2 separate regions of the Homo sapiens genome follow, and region 2 is linked to region 1. A link is a contact called in ENCODE Hi-C or POLR2A ChIA-PET data. All regions are on one chromosome and are shown on one strand. Each heading gives the region's core, a stretch centred on a gene start or an enhancer-like site at or near the end of the contact. The rest is flanking DNA. Distances are from core to core; before and after follow the strand shown.

Region 1 (4,305 bases), core at 1,183-3,682:
TGGGATGGGGAGAGATGGATGGAGGTTCACGGCAGAGGTAACTTTTGAAAAAGGTTTTGAAAGAGAGGATGAAGTCACTAGGGTCATAGATTAGCAGAAAGAAAGGAGAAAAAAAAATCAGCACAGACTGGGGAGAAAAAGACACAAGTTGCAGAATGCTGATGATGGCTTATCCCTTTTACAGATAAAAGCCAGGCTGGGGGTTAAGTGACTTCCTAGGAACAGTTCAGAAGGAGCTGAGCCAGAATTCAAACCAGGCTTGGCTGACTGTAGAAATCGCACTCCATAATCATGTCGTTGATAGGAAACCGGGAGGGTGCTGGTGATTCTGGGAGCAGACTCCTATTTTTAAGCAGCTTAGGGATTCTGATGGGTGCCAGTGTGGATTTCCACAGGTGAGGTTTCCAGGGTCAGGACACATTAACTGAAAAGTCCTCAGTTCCCTTCTTTTCCTCCAATTGTTGAAACTGGCAAATTAAACCCTACTCGATCAGCATTTATACTGACACAGACCTGTCCACATGCACAGATAATGACCTTCATTTGCATTCGATGTCTTAATGTCTAGAGGAGGCCTGTACTGTTCACCCTTGACTTATGTTCCTTCTCACCCCTGACTTTGTTCTCTTGTCTCTGAAGTGTTTGAGTGGGTCCTATCTTTACATCTTCCAGGGGCCAGTTTTGAAGTTTTCTCTTAATCACCTTACTTTCCGGTCACAGAAAACTCTGGCACACTTTTGGGTTTCTGTCTCAATCGTGGAGACTTAAAGGCGTCTTGTGAGCAGTCACTTGATAAGGATTAAGAGCCAGAGTGACCTGTAGCCCGCCACCCACCCAACCCGGTCAGAGCCTGCTGCGTGGCAACACTCTGAGGGCCTGGGTGTTTGGTGTGCTTTCTCCATCCACATCATTCTTTGATTATATGAGACATCTTGTCAGAAAACCTAAAAATCTTACAGCATCAAGGAATTCTTCTCTGAATGTTAAAGTTGTTGCAGAACCAGATGTTCTGTGCGCTAAGTGGTGGCTCAGAGAAGCGTCAGATCTACCGCTAAACGGTGGTGCCTTCTCGCCTGCGCTGTCTGCTGTTGTGTTTAGGCTTGAAACCACATGAATCCCTGCTGCGGACTCCTAAGGGAGCATTAGCCCCATCAGGGTAGCGGCTGGGGTGCCCAGCTGAGTCATTTGGTGGGGGTGGGGGCTGGGGCCCCATGGGACCTCAGAGCTGCGGTGCAGAGGCTACAAGACCACCTGTGGGCCCCACTTAGTCACACCCTGTGGAGGCAGCCACAGTTGGGATGAGGCCCCCACCAGCCTCCCCACTGAGCGGGGGCATCCTACCCACTGCTGCTGGGAGGGAAAATCAGGTGATCTCTTGAATGAGCCAACCCCAGGAGGCTGTAGCTACTCCAGCGTGGAGGACAGAGAAGGGACAGCTGATGGGCAGTGGCAGAGATGGAAGGAAAAGCAGGCTGGAGGGCTCACTGCCCTCTTGCCTTTGATACAGGCTCTTTTAGGGTATGTGGTCCTCAGGAAAAATACCTCTTGCCTAACTGCAGAAGGCTGGGGATGTTGGATTACTCTGCAGCTCTCCTTTAGCCCATGGTTGAAGATCCCAGAGACTCCTGGAGACTTGTGGAATGACAGCTGCCAAAAGGCAACCCAAGAGAACCAATGGAAAAGCCCTCAGATGCCACTCGGGCAGGGAGGAGCCCAGCTGCCCTGAGAGCAGCTCCTTGCAGACAGCAGCATCAGGGATGGCAAATGGGTTTTCATCTCACCCCACACTGGGTCATAGAATTTATCTGGGGCACTGTATTGAGAAGGGTTCTTGGAAACCCAGGCTGACTTGGAAAGAATGACATTTGACGAGTCATGAATGAAAGAGGTGTCTGTGTGCAGAGCCATGGCCCTCCCTGCCTAGTCCCATGTCCCAAGGGCACATTCCCTGCATTGGTGGCTGCTCAGCCATGTAAAAACACAACAGCCTGTCTAGATCAGATACTTCACCTTTCCTAATTCCTGCTGGAACTGCCTACAGACAAGGTGACAGGACCTCTTCTCCCTGTAGATAGAAACAGTGTGTTTCTTGTCATCTCTGGAGGGAGGGAAAGAGGGACCACGTAAAGAAGCTCTGTCTTAAGTTGAGAACTCTGCAACTAGCTGTTCACCCACAAGTTAATCTTGTTTAAACATAATAGATCATATATTTCCCTCTCCCCTTTTGGTCTTCCCCTTTCTCCTTTCACTGGAGATGGGAGTATCCCCCTCAAAGCTGGGGCCAGGCTGATGCCTACTATGAAGTCCTCACTACCCAAGAAGTGGAGGTAGAAGATCCAAGGTGAGAGTTTCCGCTCTGTGCCTTCCCTCGCCGTGTGACCCTGGGCAAGTCACGGGACTTTGCTGACCTGGGTTTCCTGTCTGTACATCGCGGTTCCTACCGCCTCACACATCCGTTGGGTGGTAGACATGAGCTAAATGAGACCTGGCAGGTGGGAGGCATGCACAGAGGGAGGGAGCAGGCGAAAGAGCAACAGGCCCAGAGCACAGCCAGCCAGGAAGCAGGGGCTGCGGGGCTGACAGCAGAGCTGACAGAAGCATCATTTCCTATGGTTCCAAAACTCTGCAAGACACCTTGGCTGTGGGCACGTTGTCACTAAGAAAAGTCAGAGTGGGCATCTTGACTCTAAGAGCCTCCTCCTCTGGAAAATCCCTGTGTCTTTCTCTCTCTTGAACTTTAAATCTTTAAGTGTCCTTCAAAGTTGAGGCAGGGCATGGTTGACGTTAGCGTTCTTTTCTCTGTTGAATTGGTCACAGATACTTGTGAGTTCTATCCATGTCTTTAGTGGTTTCCTCCACTTGCTTTTACTGCCCAGAAGTAGAGCTTTCATTGATTTGGGGAGTGGACCCTGAGTTCTGTGTATTCAAGGCAAACCTCAGATTAATCATGAAATCATTCATGGTTCACTGGTAGATTTGTCCTTCAACTCAAGCACCTGATGGAAGGCGATGCTGTCGAGTACTCAAATGACCAGGGGAAGTGAGCCCTCCTCCACTGTAACTCACAGCGCCGCTCATTCCCCGAGATGCAATCTCATATTCACTGACTTGGGCCCTGGACAAGCCTGGGCTTTCAGAGAAATGTGACTGTGGGGTGACCTGACATAGCCCTTGGCAGATCAAGGGAAGAGGGAAAAAAAATTTCCTTTCCCTGCGGGAACTTGAATTTTGGTGCCATCCTAGTTTTGGTGATAGCCTTTTTTAATAAGCAAATTTTTATTAACCTTGATCTACATTTAAGTTTTCACAGTAATTTATATGCTGCATACCCTTTTTTGAATAATTTTAGCACTGTTTGCCTTTGCTCTAGTGCCAACTAAACTGAGAATCTGTGTTAGTCTATAGATGATGATTTGAAAGGCCATGCTATTGGAGCTATTTAATCTGAATAAGTGGTGAATTCATTATGAGCACTTTGCCTGAGAGAATCTAGATGCTGCACCCTGGGCATGTTGCAGTTAAAAGACCAAATATTTGATTCCCAGCAAAGAAACAGCAGCCCATTTTTCTAGTATAGTCAAATGCAGGAGACTAAATTCTTCTTGAAAATTAGAAATTTGAGCAGCATTAAGAAGGAAGGTTGGTAAAGAAGACCAAACAGTAACTTAAGTACACAACAGTAACAATATGAAACTAACATAAGTGCCCATCAACAAATGAATGGATAAAGAAAATGTGGTATATAGACACAGTGGAATACTATTTGGCCATAAAAAAGGAATGAAATCCTGTCATTTGCAGCAACATGGATGGATCTGGAGGCCATTATCTGAAGTGAAATAAGCCAAGCACAAAAAGACAAATATTGCATGTTCTCATTTATATGTGGGGGCTAAAAAAAACAAAAAACAAAATTGATCACGTGGCAAGTGGAAAGATAGATAACAGAGACTGGGAAGAGTGAGTTAGGGGAAAAAGGAAAGGAGGAAGAGAAATGGGTTCAAGGGCACAAACATCCAGTTAGGTAGAAGGAATATGTTTGATAGCAGAGTAGAATGACTATAATTAACAAAAATGTGTGGTGCTTGGGTGATGGACGCCCTAGATACCTTGACTGGATCACTAGGCACTATATACATGTAACACAATTTCATATATACCCCATACATTTGTACAAATGAAAAAAATATAAGACATGTCTTCTGCTAATTATAGATTTCACTTCTATATGTTGGAATTCTGCCCGGTTAACATAACTCTTATATTTTCGGAGGTGTGTTTTTGAGTGAATTGCATATAAAGACG
Region 2 (4,174 bases), core at 616-3,115, 180 kb after region 1:
TGCCCCAGGGAAACAGAGGCTCAGAGACCTTCTCAAGGTCACACAGCTAGTAAGTGTCAGAGCCAGGAGTCCAACCCAGGCCTGACTTCAAGTTCCTTGCCCTTAACCACAGTACTATGTTAGGTCCTTTTTAGACACACATGTTCACAAAAACCTAGATGTTTTGCTTGCATCTGTTTATCCAGCAAACATGTATTAAGTACCTACTATGTGACAGGCCCTGTTTTAGAAGCTGGGGATATAGGAAGGCATAAATAAAACAGACAAAAACCCCTGCCTTCAGTGAAATCAAAATAACATTAAAAGGCAAAGATTATTGTCTCCCATTTTATAGCTGAAGCAACTGAGGTAGGTATTCCTTTTCGTCAGCTTACCCCTCAGATTCATTTATTCATGTGTTTTGTTGTTATCGTTGCTCAGCAAATATTCCTTGATAACTTACTAGGGCTCAGGTACTGTTTTAGGTGCTGAGGTCCCAGTGGGGACCCAAATAGATGCAGTCCCTGCCCTCGTGGAATTCGCAGTCTCTTCAGATTGTGCCTGTGTGTCTTCCTAACCTGTAGCTGCTGCTCAGGGCACATGAACAAGCAGTACTGACTTGTGTCCCCAGGAAGCTGATGCTTTTCCTCAGACAGGCCCAAAGCAGAAGGGGCAAGTGCAGCGGTGTGCCAAACAACAAAGTCAGCACAAGTATTTGGAATCATAGGTGCCCTCTGCTCTCTCCATATGGTGATCCCTGCCCCAAGATGTGTTAGAACACACTCTAGGGTAAATGTCAGTAGGCTCTGTGGGGCGTGGTGCTTCACACCTGTAATCCCAGTACTTTGGGAGGCTGAGGTGGGAGGATCAAGTGAGCCCAGGATGTCAAGGCTGCAGTGAGCCATGATCATGCCACTGCACATGCAGCTTGGGTGACAAAGTGAGACCCCCTATCTCTAAAAAGGTCAGTGCCTCTGGGTGTTAATTAGCTGTGTGGCTTTGAGCCAGTGAAGCTCTCCAAGCTTCACTTTCCTCAGCCATAAAATGGAAATTGAAGCACTTTTCTTGCTTGACTATTTCCAAGAATGAGATGAATTCAAATGAAATAATGGCTATGTGAATATTTAATTTCCTAATCCGTAGATATTATTTCGGTGTCTTCCAGGTCCAGGTCTTCATTTCCTGTTACCTATTACCACAGTGCCTCAAAACGGCTGTTATAAACTCATTCACAAAAAGGTATAAGTAACAGATGATATTTCAAGTCTTGCCTCTCCCAGGCCTAAAGACTTTCTTATAAGAAAAAAAAACCTGTGGAAGGGAACTTTGGATTCTGGCCAAATAGAGTAACAGGTACCAGATTTACCCTCCCATCTGAAACAATTAAAAAGAACCTTAACTGTGTCCTAGACAAAGTTCAATGGCTTTTAGAAGAGTACAAACATATCCAATGCTCAGCAAGATAAAGTTCCCAATGTCTACCATGTAATCAAAAGAATTCCCAGTGGAAGTGCCTTGGACTGGAATATGAGCTCCCTGAGGCAAGAGATTTTTATCTGTTTCATTCTCTGCTATATCTTCAGTTCCTAGAAGAGTGTCTGACACATAGTAGGCACGCAATAACGATTCGTTGACTAATGAATGAATGAATAGGGGTGTCAGACATCAGTGAGGATAATGGGAGGTGCTATTCTGTCCAAGGGTCTCTCCCAGAGCCCCAGAAATCACCTGGCACTTAAGGCCTGCCTGACTGATAAATTCCCCAAGTCAGCCCAAGCATGGAGGATGAGACCCTCTAAAGAGTGACAGCCTTTAGGGGAGGGAGACATCTACAAGCCCTGTCACGAGCCCTGTCATCACCTCGGGAGGAAAAGGAAAGCTTGTTACTCATTGATAACAATCGCTGTGAACGACTCCTCCACACGGCACCCCTCCCCACCCCCTACCTTCCAGCCCTGGCCTGTTTACTGGAAGACGCGACCCTGTTTTCTACATCCTGAGCGATGACAGATTTCATCACTGGCTTAAGGCAAGACAGAGAAGCTGGGTGTCAGGCCCTGGTGATAAGTCATGTCAGATTTTGGGTGGTTGTGGTAGTGGTGGTGGGGGCAACTGTAGCCGTTACCACACAGGTTTATGCCTCAGTCTGCTCATTCATTTGTTAATCCTTTTATCGCGTACATATTAATTCGGGTCAGGCCTTGTGCGTGGGGGCTCCAGACACAAGACAAAAATGACAAAAATGAAAATGACGGGGATTAAAACGAATTGCAAAAGCCACCATTTTCTGAATGATTCCTTCAGAAGGCAACATGCTGGTGTGGCTAGGAACGTAGTTCTGAGCAAGACACCTGGGTTCCCAGTCTCCGCTCTGCTTCTTCACAGCAGTGTGACTCTGGGCAAGGTACCTAACCTCTCTGAGCCTCCATGTTCTCATCTCTAAAATGGGGCAGTTGTGATTAAATGAGTTAACCCATTTAAAGCATGTAGAACGCTATTTGCTATTTCTTTGCTTGAAGTCGTATTAAATACTTTACAGCCTCAGTCAGAAGAGGGGAATTGTATCATGGTTAAGAGCTCTGAGTTGGAACTTGGACACCCACTTACTGCGTGACTTTGAGCAGGTAACTTACCTTCTCTGAACCTTAGTTTCCTCATCTGGGAAGTAATGCAAAGTAAATTCCACAAGCGTAGGGAATTCTCTTTTGTTCACTCCTGTCTCTACAGTGCCTTAAACAGCACCTGGCCAAGAGTAGATGCTAATGCAGTAATCAGGACCAGTTATGTAATTTGTGGGACCCAGCGCAAATGAAAATGCAGGGCCCTTGTTTTAAAAATTAAGAATTTCGGGCTAGGCACGGTGGCTTACGCCTGTAATCCCAGCACTTTGGGAGGCCGAGGCGGGTGGATCACAAGGTCAGGAGTTTGAGACTAGCCTGGCCAACATGGTGAAACCCCGTCTCTACTAAAAATACAAAAATTAGCCGGGCATGGTGGCATGCACCTGTAGTCCCAGCTACTTGGGAGGCTAGGGCAGGAGAATCGCTTGAACCCGGGAGATGGAGGTTGCAGGAGCCAAGATAGTGCCACTTCATTCCAGCCTGGGCAACAGAGTGAGACTCCGTCTCAAAAAAAAAAAAAAAAAAAAAAGAAAATTATTAAGAATTTCGGCCGGGCTCAGTGGCTCACACCTGTAATCCCAGGACTTTGGGAGGCTGAGGCAGGTGGATTACCTGAGGTTGGGAGTTTGAGACCAGCCTGCCAACATGGAAAAAACCCATTTCTACTAAAAATACAAAATTAGCTGGGCATGGTGGCGCATGCCTGTAATCTCGGCTACTCGGGAGGCTGAGGTAGGAGAATCGCTTTGAACCCAGGAGGTGGAGGTTGTGGTGAGTTGAGATCATGCCATTGCACTCCAGCCTGGGCAACAAGAGCAAAACTCTATCTCAAAAAAAAAAAAAAAAAAGAATTTCAAGAGAGCAATGATGGAGAATTAAACCAAACGTGGGGCCCTTCTAAGTGTGGGGTGGCCCTCTGTGACTGCATAGGCCACATGCCCATGAAGCTGGCTCTGATCACAATACTCCCCCACATTGTTGTTATGAGGAGAAAGTGAGTTAAAGTGTGTAGGGCAAGTGGCACATACCTGGCCCAGAGTAGACTCTCAATGCTAACTGATATTATTCTTATCATATTTAATGTTCACTGACAGCCCTGTGAGAGCACATAGGTATTATCCCACCTCACAGGTGAAGGACTAAATGACTTGCTCAGGCTGGGCACAGTGACTCACGCCTGTAATCTCAGCACTTTGGGAGGCCGAGGTGGGAGGATTGCTTGACCCCAGGAGTTCGAGAGCAGCCTGGGCAACATAGCAAGACCCCATCTCTACCAAACCAAACCAAACAAAATAAAACCCAGTTTGCTCACTGCCCTACTGTTTATGGGAGGTACAGGCAGGATTTGAACCCAGGTCAGCTGACGTGTGAGAGAAGGGTGGGTGGAGGAAGGGAGAAGGCCCAGAAGCCTCGCAGGTAGCTGGTAGGGAGGTGTTTGGGGTTTGGACAGCTGCTCCCTCCTTTAGGGCTGACTGTCCCATCAGGAGGGGGTTGTTTCTGTTGCTCAGTGGGGAATCTGCAGGCCTCGACAGGCTCTGAGCTGGGAAACAGGAGTGGCCCTGCCTGTCCTATGA

The links. A loop is a pair of places that touch in the nucleus more often than their neighbours do. ChIA-PET counts read pairs that join two places held with the same protein, here RNA polymerase II (POLR2A). Pooled maps may share reads with other maps.
Region 2: a pooled map shows a loop between it and region 1 (2.4-fold over the local background). The contact joins two enhancer-like sites. A Hi-C loop is called at or near these places in 6 of 168 maps with a recorded cell type or tissue (B cell, CD4-positive, alpha-beta T cell, CD4-positive, alpha-beta memory T cell and 2 more), 15 of 37 single-sample maps with no recorded cell type and 15 of 50 pooled maps. POLR2A ChIA-PET finds 5 or more read pairs at or near these places in 14 of 52 experiments (CD4-positive, alpha-beta T cell, CD4-positive, alpha-beta memory T cell, GM12878 and 10 more).

The regions. Positions count from the first base shown.
Region 1 is chr3:4,819,704-4,824,008 of GRCh38, forward strand. All of the region lies in intron 60 of ITPR1 (inositol 1,4,5-trisphosphate receptor type 1), which reads left to right. All of the region lies in intron 4 of LOC124906209 (a long non-coding RNA gene), which reads right to left. Among named protein-coding and RNA genes, the nearest start is that of EGOT, 70 kb to the left of the region's middle. Within about 2 kb of position 2,433, at least 4 of the 41 ENCODE cell types and tissues checked have a DNase peak (open chromatin) inside an H3K27ac peak, as active enhancers do; they include CD8-positive, alpha-beta T cell, where a contact is called at or near this core.
Region 2 is chr3:5,000,671-5,004,844 of GRCh38, forward strand. No RefSeq gene overlaps it. Among named protein-coding and RNA genes, the nearest start is that of BHLHE40-AS1, 23 kb to the left of the region's middle. RefSeq lists an enhancer at 1,610-2,111. Within about 2 kb of position 1,866, at least 2 of the 41 ENCODE cell types and tissues checked have a DNase peak (open chromatin) inside an H3K27ac peak, as active enhancers do; they include CD8-positive, alpha-beta T cell, where a contact is called at or near this core.